Linked DNA regions of Mus musculus: region 1 is linked to region 2. The links are chromatin loops, found by intact Hi-C in ENCODE. Cell type or tissue: left cerebral cortex. All regions are shown on one strand. Each heading gives the region's core, and the rest is flanking DNA. Links, peaks and the distances in the headings are about the cores only. Region 1 has its middle 90 kb from the start of Gm27166. Region 2 has its middle 48 kb from the start of Gm32171.

Evidence for each region. Hi-C counts contacts between places; a loop is a spot of excess contacts. Peaks named below come from ENCODE experiments on the same cell type or tissue, not always from the same donor. Only the 100,000 strongest peaks of a DNase experiment are listed, where the experiment ranks them.
Region 1: it touches region 2 in a loop (4-fold over the local background); 2 of 42 quality-filtered maps call a loop at or near these places.

Annotation. Positions count from the first base shown.
Region 1 is chr9:33,119,246-33,124,637 of GRCm38, reverse strand. No RefSeq gene overlaps it. Among named protein-coding and RNA genes, the nearest start is that of Gm27166, 90 kb to the right of the region's middle. In left cerebral cortex, for the core only: no CTCF peak of the experiment used is centred there; no DNase peak of the experiment used is centred there.
Region 2 is chr9:33,204,103-33,209,494 of GRCm38, reverse strand. No RefSeq gene overlaps it. Among named protein-coding and RNA genes, the nearest start is that of Gm32171, 48 kb to the left of the region's middle. In left cerebral cortex, for the core only: no CTCF peak of the experiment used is centred there; a DNase peak (open chromatin) is centred at 2,299.

The DNA of each region.
Region 1 (5,392 bases), core at 228-5,227, 85 kb after region 2:
TGTAGCCATATTACACTGACACTGCCCTTTATACCACAACGTGTTAGCAAAAATGTTATTTTTTTCTTTAATAGTGTTGCTTTAAATAAAGCAGGTATTAGTTGTATGGCTGGCAGTCAACAAACAGAGAAACTTGAAAACTACATACTAGATGTGTCCCAAAGAGACACCAGCCATAAGAAGCTCCTACAAATCAAAGGGTAGGGATAGTATTCCAGTGCAAAAATAGGCACACTGCAAGAAAACATAATTAACATTAGACTAATTAAATATACATAACAGCCTATGAAAGTCAATGATCTATACCTTTATCCATGGAGGTATATTTATAAAAATAAATACCTGTATTAACTCAACCAAAGTATTTTGAAAATAGAATTGATGGCTTTCTAGCCCATAGTTGGGTAGAAAAAGATGTGACTCCTTAGATATGAATGATTTAACTAGAACTCTCTAGGCCCTAGCAGTGAATGTGAAAGCTATAGAATGTGGTATTGACCGCAAACAAGGACTGTGGCAATCATTCCTGCTCCTGCCTCAGATTCATTCCAATGTGCCATCATCTGAGGACTGATTTTTCAAGTATTTTTTTTACCAGTGATTTATGGTTTTTTGGCTCCCAGTGGACATTGGTTAGGCAAGTTCCATTAAAATTCTTCTTCCCAATTTGTTGAGTCAGTCATTGTTGTTCCTGGCTGGTCACATGCACACACCAGCCCAGGGGCTACCTCAGATCCACTAATGGAAAGCAGACACACACACACACACACACACACACACACACACACCTTCCCCTGCAGCCCCAGGCCCAATCAGGGAGGTGGCCAGTGGCCACTTACCTGAAAACTCACATGGTTTGTAATCTTTATCTCTTGTTGCTACTGCATTCCATTCTTCCTGAGTCCTCTGATTCTCCAAGAGTCCCATCCTATGTCCAACCATTAGCTGCTGACATCTTTATTGATTGACCAAAAACCAATTGGGGACAAGCACCTTTGGCATCTGGACATGCAGATCCAAAAGCATTAGCACCAGTTTCCAGTAAGTTATTTCATAAATTCTTTGCTAACCCAACAGGGATGGTGGTGTAAATGAAGGTAAGGAATCTGTGCTCATGTACATTCTATGACAACCGATCTGCTCCAGAAATCTGAAGGGTTGAGTTTAACATCATGGAGAACTCATGATATTTCCAAACAAGGTGCCAACAGCCTATTACGAACCATGAGAACCAAACCACAGAACTCCATGAATACACTCCACAAGGATGTCAGAGACCAGAATACCAAAGTAACAAGGAGCTGAAGAAACTTCAAGGGCACTACTCATAGATCCAAGATAAAGGGGCAAAAATCTACATCTACAATATTACTATCTAAAAAATATTCATACACTCTCAATAACCATCAAGCTCCTGATTTAATGTTCACTGGTAAAATTAATGGAAAGCATTTCCACAATATAGACACTCCACTTGGAGGCCCAGGAAGCCCTGGGAAAAGGGGGAGGAAAGAGTGTAGGAGTAGAAGGAGTTGGAAGATGCTAAGAGAACATGGCACACTGAATCAACTAAACAGTGCTCACAGGGGCTCACAGAGACTGAAGGGGCAAACCCAGAGCATTCATGGGCCAGAATCAGGTACGCTGAAAATGGTATGGATGTTAGCCTGATGTTCTTGTGGGATTCCTAACAGTGGGAAGAGGTGTACCTCTGACTCCTTCGCTGGCTCTTGGGACTCTTTTCCTCCTATTGTGTTGCCTTGTCCAGCTTCAATATGAAGACATCTGTCTTGTCTTATCTTGTTTTGTCCTGTTTGCCTGTCGTCTCTTGGAGGCATGCTCTTTTCTGAAGAGTAAAAGGGTAGGGAGTGGATCTGAGGAAGAGGGGAGGTTGCAGTGCACTGATAGGAGTCCAGGGAGGGAAAATGGTAGTCAGCATGTATTGTATGAGAGAAGAGTCTATTTCTTTTCAATAATTTTTTTTAAAATAAAGAAAAAAGTCATTTATTTTTCCACAAAACAAAAAATTTCCCTGAGCATTTGTTACACACCTGTTGTTTTATGACTTAAATAAGTTCATCTGTTGAGGTCTTGTTCCCAGTTGGTGATACCATTTCATAGGTTGTAAAGCCAGGGAAGTGGGCCTATCTAGAGGTGGGTCACTGTTGGAATTAATGTGAATGCCTTCAGGCTTTGCCTCCTTCTCTGCCTCCCAGCCACACTGATGTGAAGAAGCTATGCTGTCACAGGTTTCAGATGCCCTGGTGTATCATCCAAGTGCTTGGGGCCAAGAGAACAATCTGGCCTCTTAAGTTGTTTCAGTTATGCATATTTTCACAAGCATGAGGAAACTGATAAGGTTACATTTGAATGTGCCCTTAAAGTTCTGCTAGAGATATTATGGGTTATACTTTGTGACAATAGCATGCTAAAAAGAGATTTAAGAAACCTGAGATATGATAAGAAATGGAAATTATATAATTACTGTAATTTACCAGAGTAGAATTAGGGGTTACTCTCAGCCATTATAAGCCCTATGTTTGCCATTTGGTTATGCCTATTTTGCAAAGAAAGCCAAGGTAAGTTGAAGCATAGAGGGCAGACTTAAAACCTGGGAAATAGCCAAGCTTCTCAGGCAAGTCTTAGAGTGTTGTCAATGAACATGCTACACTTCTGTGGCTTCTCCAAAAGAACCATTCACCCCTGGGTGTTTTTTTTTTTTCTTTTAAAGATTTATTTATTTATTATATATGAGTACACTGTAGCTGTCTTCAGACACTCCAGAAGAGGGCATCAGATTTCGTTATGGATAGCTGTGAGTCACCATGTGGTTGCTGGGATTTGAACTCAGGACCTTTGGAAGTGCTCTTAACCACTGAGCCATCTCACCAGCCCCCACCCCCAGGTGTTTTATTGGGTCTTCTCCCTGAGTGTACGGGAGTTCTATGGCTCCAATTTGGTTTTACTAATTAATTAACTAATTCTGGCACTCAGAAGGTAGTGTAGCACAAAGAATAAGATCATGGATCCTGATGGTAGACTTCTTGGCTTCAAATTCTGGCATCAACATTTAAAGCCGTGGGAGCTTAGATGTTGGTTCAACATTTGTGCCCTTGTTTATTCATTAGAAAAATGTTAATGTTGACTACCCTATGGAATGATTCTGTAGCAGTTATGAATTTGTAGAGCACTCAGAATAATAACTCTTACGTTATTTACCACAGCACATCAACAGTGTTATGAGATATGGAAAACACACAGATAAACCCTGTGTGGGGTCATGTCTCAGTATGCACTAATAGGACAAAATGTGGATATAAATAAACAATATCCAAGACATGAAGCTAAAGGAAGGTTGAGCTTTACTTCATCTGTGGATACAAATGAAAGAAATTTTAAAATGGTGCATAAAAGGACATAACCTTCATATTCTCAAAGCTGTGGGGTGTGTGTGCATGTGTATGTGAGAGAGAGAGACAGAGAGAGACAGAGAGAAAGAGAGAGAGACAGATAGAGACAGAGACTCAAAGGTTCATTGCTTTTTGCACTGTGAACTGACTAATCTCTTTGGTGACAGGGAACACTGAAGAAGTCTTTCCACTCTCTTCAGATCAAATACACAAACACACACACACACACACAAACACACACACACACACACACACACACACACACACACACACACACACACACCAGGTAGGTTGGCTGAGCATAGCACTCAAGAATTCTGGTCAAGCTTCTCTGTGAGGCCATGTGTTTGTAAGGGGGATCCCTTCCACTACACACCTTATTCTCTCTCTACTCCTTTCAGGATCCTGTTTGTTAGCCAATTAACCCGTTTTGTTTTGGATGGGGATCAGGTGTGGAGAGGGGAAGAAGGAGGCCTGGGAATGAGAATGGAAATTGGTGGGGCATTTTTCTGGAATTAGCTGGAGACCAGCGATAGGGGAGGTCCCAGGATGTTTATGGAGGTGACCCTTACTGAGATTCCTACCAAGAGAGGATATTGAGACCCACGTGTACACCTCCTATAACTAGGCAGGACTTCTAGTGGAGGGAGGAGGACCTCAACCCCTCACAAAACCTTCAACCTAAAATGTGTCTGCCTACACGATATGCAGGGATAAAAAAGGCACAGAGATTGAAGGAATGAACAATCAATGAGGGTCCCAACTTGAGACCCACCTCCTGGAGAGAGCCAAGCCCTGGTATTATTAATATTACTCCACTATGCTTGCAGACAGAGCCTTGTATAACTGTCTCCTGAGAGGCTTCATCCAGGAGCTGATGGAAATAGATGATGAGACACATAGCTAAACATCAGATGGAGCTTGGGGCATCTTGTGGAAATGTGGGTCGGGAGTAGAATTGAGCAAACACAGGGGATCAAGAACACTACATAAAGACCTAAAGAGTCAACTAACCTGGACTAGTGAGGGCTCACAGAAACTGAATCAGCAACCAAAGAGCATGCAGTGGCTGAACCTAGGCCCCCTACACGTTTGGAAGAAATGTGCAACTTGGTTCTTATATGGGTCTCCTAACAATTGGAGCAAGGGCTGTATCTAACTCCATTGCCTGATGTTGGATCCCCTTTCCCTAACTGGACTGCCTTGTTCAGCCACAGTGGGAGAGAATGTGCTTAGTCCTGCTGAAACTGGATATTTCAGGGTGGAATGGTACCCAAAGGGGACTTCCTCTTCTCTGAGGAGAAGGGGAGGGGGAAACGGGGGAGAGGCTTGTGAGGGTGGGACTAGGAGGAGAGAAAGGAAGGGAACTATGATCGGGATGCAAAGTGAATAAAATAATTAATGAATGAAAAATGATTTAATTTTCTGCTTTTCTGGAATTCTAATAGATATGAAAGTCTTTCATTCCGCATCCAGCCATCTATTATCCTTGTCCAGACCCCAGCTTATCTTCACTTCCTTCTAGAATCCATCCTTTCTGTGACTGGTGATTTCTAGTCGAGCAGTGCAGAAACAACTTCAGCCATTTTCTTCCATAGCTTTTACCTCATATGACTGTTGGGATCTTTGCCTGTTGTCAGAGGGTTATGGGATATCTTCCCATCATCTACCGTCATCTTCAGTTTATTTCTTTAACTTTTATCGCTTTGATTGTGCATATCTTTTACTGCCTTGGTTGGGGTTATTCCTTGTGTTCCCAGAGAGTTTTAAACCTGTTAAAAATGGGATTATTTTTCCTGCCTTCATTTTCAGAAAGCTCATTATTGCTATAGAGAAAACCTAATAAATTATGCATGTTGATTCTACATCACATTACTTTGCTTAAAGTGATCATAAAATCTAAGAATTTTTTTGGTACAGGCTTCGAGTTTTAAATATACCATCTGGGAATAAGAATAATTTGACTTCTTGCCTTCATATTT
Region 2 (5,392 bases), core at 173-5,172:
TGTGACTTCAGAAATAGGGTCTTAGACAAAGTCAAGGGAAAGATGGAAAAAGCCTGAAAAAAAGTTACAATTTTTCTCACATTTTAGAACAAAAAAAAGCAGTGAGTGGATTATGAATTTCTACGTATTCCACAGAATTTTAGTTAACAGCCAAACACCCTAATCAACATTGGCTTCCATCTGCCCCTTCTGTCTTCACACACAGTTGCTCCTCAGATCTCTACAGAGCTTCAAAATGAAAACTACAGAACAAAATAACCAAGGAGCAGGGATTGGCCTGTCTACTGCTGGGATATGAAAGGCTCCAATGATTTAGTAAGCAGTCAGGCAGTTTTCTGAACAAATTAGGTGTACAGTACTGTAGAGGCCAGCAGTCATATGGCAGGAATTTATGTAAGAGATGAAATCGTATGTCTACACACAAACACCTGTTAATTAAGGTTCACAGAAACATTATGCACAAAAGCCACAGACTAGAAGCAAGCCTGGTGTCAATCAACTAAATGGTAAGTTGGTCGCAGAACCATATAGTCAGATATTACTTATCCACAAAAGGAAAAAAATCCTGATACCCACAACAATATGGATGAATCTAAAAACAGCAACAAAACCAAGCACAAAATCCTATGTGGGAAAAACCTGACAGAGTGTTCTATGTATCACAGGATTTTATTTTTGTGTAATTTTTTAAAAAAAGGTAAGCTAGAGACAGATAGAGATAAATCACTCAGACATTTGTCTTAATCAAACCTGGGAACACTAAGGCACTATAAATGAATATAAGGCAAGAGTTTTGGTGATGAAATGTTGGAAAACTCGATTACGGTAATGGTTGCTAATTTACTTTAATTTACTGGCACAGAACTAATTGTTTTCTTTTTTTTATTAGGTATTTTCCTCATTTACATTTCCAATGCTAGCCCAAAATTCCCCCATACCCTCCCCCCCACCCCCTACCCACCCACTCCCACTTTTTGGCCCTGGCATTCCCCTGTACTGGGGCATATAAAGTTTGCAAGTCCAATGGGCCTCTCTTTCCAGTGATGGCCGACAAGGCCATTTTTGATACATATGGAGCTAGAGTCAAGAGCTCTGGGGTACTCGTTAGTTCATAATGTTGTTCCACCTATAGGGTTGCAGATCCCTTTAGCTCCTTGGGTACTTTCTGTAGCTCCTCCATTGGGGGCCCTGTGATCCGTCCAATAGCTGACTGTGAGCATCCACTTATGTGTTTGCTAGGCCCCGGCATAGTCTCACAAGAGACAGCTATATCAGGGTCCTATCAGCACAATCTTGCTAGTGTATGCAATGGTGTCAGTGTTTGGAGGCTGATTATAGGATGGATCCCTGGATATGGCAGTCTCTAGATGGTCCATCTTTTTGTCTCAGCTCCAAACTTTGTCTCTGTAACTCCTTAAGGAATTAATTGTTTTCTTAATGTTGGAGAACTTTAAACTATGTCCCTTCACAAAATGTATTAAACCAAACTTCTAGAGCTGGTAAGATGGCTCCGCAGTTAAAAGCACTGGTTGGTGTTGCAGAGCACCCAGTTTCAGTTTCCAACAGCCACATGGCAGCTCACAACAATCTGTAACTCCAGTGTCAAGGGATCTAATGACCTTTTCTAACCTTTTTGGGACACGTACATGATGCAGATATATAAATACATACATATATATATATGCACATACATATATACAGGTAGGCAAAGCATTCAAAGACATAAAAAGTCTTGTATAAAAAAGAAGAATTTTCTGTTTTATTTTTGTTATAGCTTGTATCATAAAATTCATGATTAACCACTGTACTCTGAAATGCAGGTATTACCTGTATGCACATTGCTGAGCTCATGTCATTATCATCTATTTCTGGAACATTTCCATTATTTCAAACCGATCTCAGATGGTTCTCCCATCCCCCTGTCCCTTGGCACCCACAGTTCTGCTTTTGTCTTCACGCACAGCGCTGCTATTCTTGGTATTTAGTGAAATTGGGATCATGCCCTGTTTGTGTCTCAGAAAAATTGATTACTTAGCATAATGTCTTCAAGGTTCATCCTGTAGTGTGTATCTGAGTTCTCTTTGCTTTTTAAGGGTGAATTTTCTTCCCAATGTATACCATATTTTGTTTCTTTGTGTATAACATTTGAGCAGTTTCTATTTGTGGCTATGGTGAATAAAATCGCTATGAACCACAGTATCCTTGGGTAATGTTTTTGAAATATGTGCATTTTTCTTTGGGAAAAAGAGTATCGACAGCTTTAATTATATATTCAAAGAGGTTTGTGATCCAAATTCTAATCATGAGGCTGACTATACAATATACATTTTGGCTGACGGATGTGTCTAGCAGTTCAGGATGGAATGTGTGATTGCTATACCAAATGCTTATCATTTACTTACTAGATCTCATACTAACAAGAAGCAGGGGACAGCACACAAACTGTCCCTACCAGCTCACCCACCCACTACCACATGCCAGCTTCTGCCCCAGGCCTCTTCTATCATCATAACACTTGGCCTCTGAAACCGACTTTGAAGCAATGGAGTGTTTAGTATTTTTGTCAGTGAATAAAGAATCTGAATTATAACTTCATTTTTTTCAAAACTAAAAGCTATACTACTACTATTCTACAATGATGCTCCTGGGGAGACACTAGTTTCTTATTTTAGCACTGTGATCTGGTTATAACATGGTGACCTTTTTTGGAAAGATACCTCCATTCAAGAAACAAATCAAATAACTTCTCTTGCTCTGTAGTTTAATTAGGAGAATCCACCAGCTCAAAGGAAGGCTTTCAACTCAACCAACTCATTGGAAACAAACACCCATGGAAGGAGTTACAGAGACAAAGTTTGGAGCTGAGACAAAAGGATGGACCATCTAGAGACTGTCATATCCAGGGATCCATCCTATAATTAGCCTCCAAATGCTGACACCATTGCATACACTAGCAAGTGTTGGCTGAAAGGACCCTGATATAGCTGTCTCTTGTGAGACTAGGCCGGGGCCTAGCAAACACATAAGTGGATGCTCACAGTCAGCTATTGGATGGAGCACAGGGCCCCCAATGGAGGAGCTAGAGAAAGTATCCAAGGAGCTAAAGAGATCTGCAACCCTGTAGGTGCAACAACATTATGAACTAACCAGTACCCCGGAGCTCTTGACTCTAGCTGCAAATGTATCAAAAGATGGCCTAGTCGGCCATCACTGGAAAGAGAGGCCCATTGGACATGCAAACTTTATATGCCCCAGTACAGGGGAATGCCAGGGCCAAAAAAAAAAATGGGAATGGGTGGGTAGGGAAGTGGGTGGGGGGGAGGGTATGTATGGGGGACTCTTGGGATAGCATTCTAAATGTAATTGAGGAAAATAGGTAATAATAAAAAATATTTTAAAAAAGAACAGATCTGGGACTGTCTTATGCAAATACTGAACCATTTAGAATGAATCACTTCTATTTATACTAAATATAGACTTAAATATTTAGACTTAGACTTGCTAGTATTTTCTTGGACATATCTGGAGCAGGGCAGTTAAAAGGTCCTTATCATAGCAACAAGGACTGCCTGGTCTTTGATGGTGGTCTTCTCTCTTAGAGAAACCTAAGGATGTATAGGGAGAGATGATTGCAGACCATGTGTTTCCTAACCCATGGTAAGACTTTCCATCTTTATATTCACTATGCATTGGAGTGGGTCAGTAGCCTGGTTTATGGGCAGAAAGTGTGACTGATGCAAATAACAATTTTCTAGGGATAGATTGGTGCTCTCAACTCTGACCATCTCATCCTCACCAAGGTTTTCAAACAACAGCCGCAGTTACAGTAAGTGGTTCTCCTACCAATTGTTGACACTTGTTATTCTTCCCAGGACTTTGCTTTCTGCTTCCTCCGTTTCTATTAATACAGCCGTTGGAGACAAATATAAGCAGGAAAAGAAAACATTCAACTATGAAGCCAGCTTGTTGCCTGCAGATCTAGCTGATCAGACGTGTCAGTTTGAAGAGGAAAATTGACTAAGACATGAATGATTTATGAAGGACTATAACTCCCGGATCTTCCTGAACGCTCTGCATTTGCATGCTATGTGCCGAGGCTTACCTGCTGCTTTGGAAGCTGTGAATCTTCAGCGAGGCTCAATATTCTGTCATCTTTGTGTCCCATCTATCCCCAAACACCTAGATAACAGTCTGGCAACAATATTTCAAAAGTACTCCTGTTTACTCTTTGATATGATGACCAGGAATAACGTAACATTTAGTTGCCCCTCTCCTCTTTTGGCAATTGATAATTGCACTCTGAAATAAAAGCATGATAATAGACCATGTATTTTTCTAATGCGAGGCAGGACCCCCACACACACCCGTACCCCCATCTAAACATGAAGCTGGTTTACAGACAGAAAATGTGTCTGATGGGCCTGATCCCCAGGTTGTGGCTGCAGAGAGGTGGTGTAACATTGGGGAAGTCTTTAGGGGACTTAACTCAAAAGCAATGAGCCCTATAAAGAGACTGTTTCCCCCTGGCTCTTTCTTTGCTCCACAGCTTGTGACGTAAGAGGTTTTGCTTCCTGAGCCATTTTCTCCCACCCCATGATGCTGCCTTGCCAAAATCCCAAAACAAAAGTCACACCTGAGCTTTAACTGTGCCAAATAAGCCTTTTCTCTTTTAACATCAATTACCTCAGACATTCTGCCCTGGTGGTGGAAAGCTGACTAACACCAAGATGGTGTAGATGTTAACTTCTACAAATACTACTTTTTTTTTTCTGCTACTGACTAATGATTTTTTTTTTTAAATTCTCAGAAGGATAAAACTTTACAACCTTGAGATCTTTGCCTCCCACAAAAATTGTTATAGAATGGCTATAGAATGTTTTATTTACATATATGTATGTACACATATATAATGTATATATTATATATAAATGGAATGCTATAGAATGGGTTGTTATAGACTATTGAGTTATCAATAGGATGATGGTGCATGTTCCTTGAGTGAGAACCAAGGAGACAGAGGCAGAAGGAAGGAAGGAGAAAAGGATTTGTGAAAGGCAGAACCCAGGGCTGAGATTGAGAAAGCTATGGGATATAAGATGGCTGAAACTGACATTTCCCTATACACTGTTTCTAAAGATACCTGAACCTCATGTTATATATCTGTGTGGTAAAAGATGAGTGCTAAGCACCATGTTCCTGAGAAGTGCAGTAAGAATCAACATAGTCCTCATGTCCAGCAACTCTATGTGTCCAATAGCATTGCCAAGCCCTGCTTGTCAATCATATTGTATGACAGAGATTCTGTGTTGATGACTAAGATCAGTATGCAGTGACAGTCACAAGTCTCCCTAGGCATCTCCACTTGGGCTACAGCCTCTTAGAATGTGCGTAT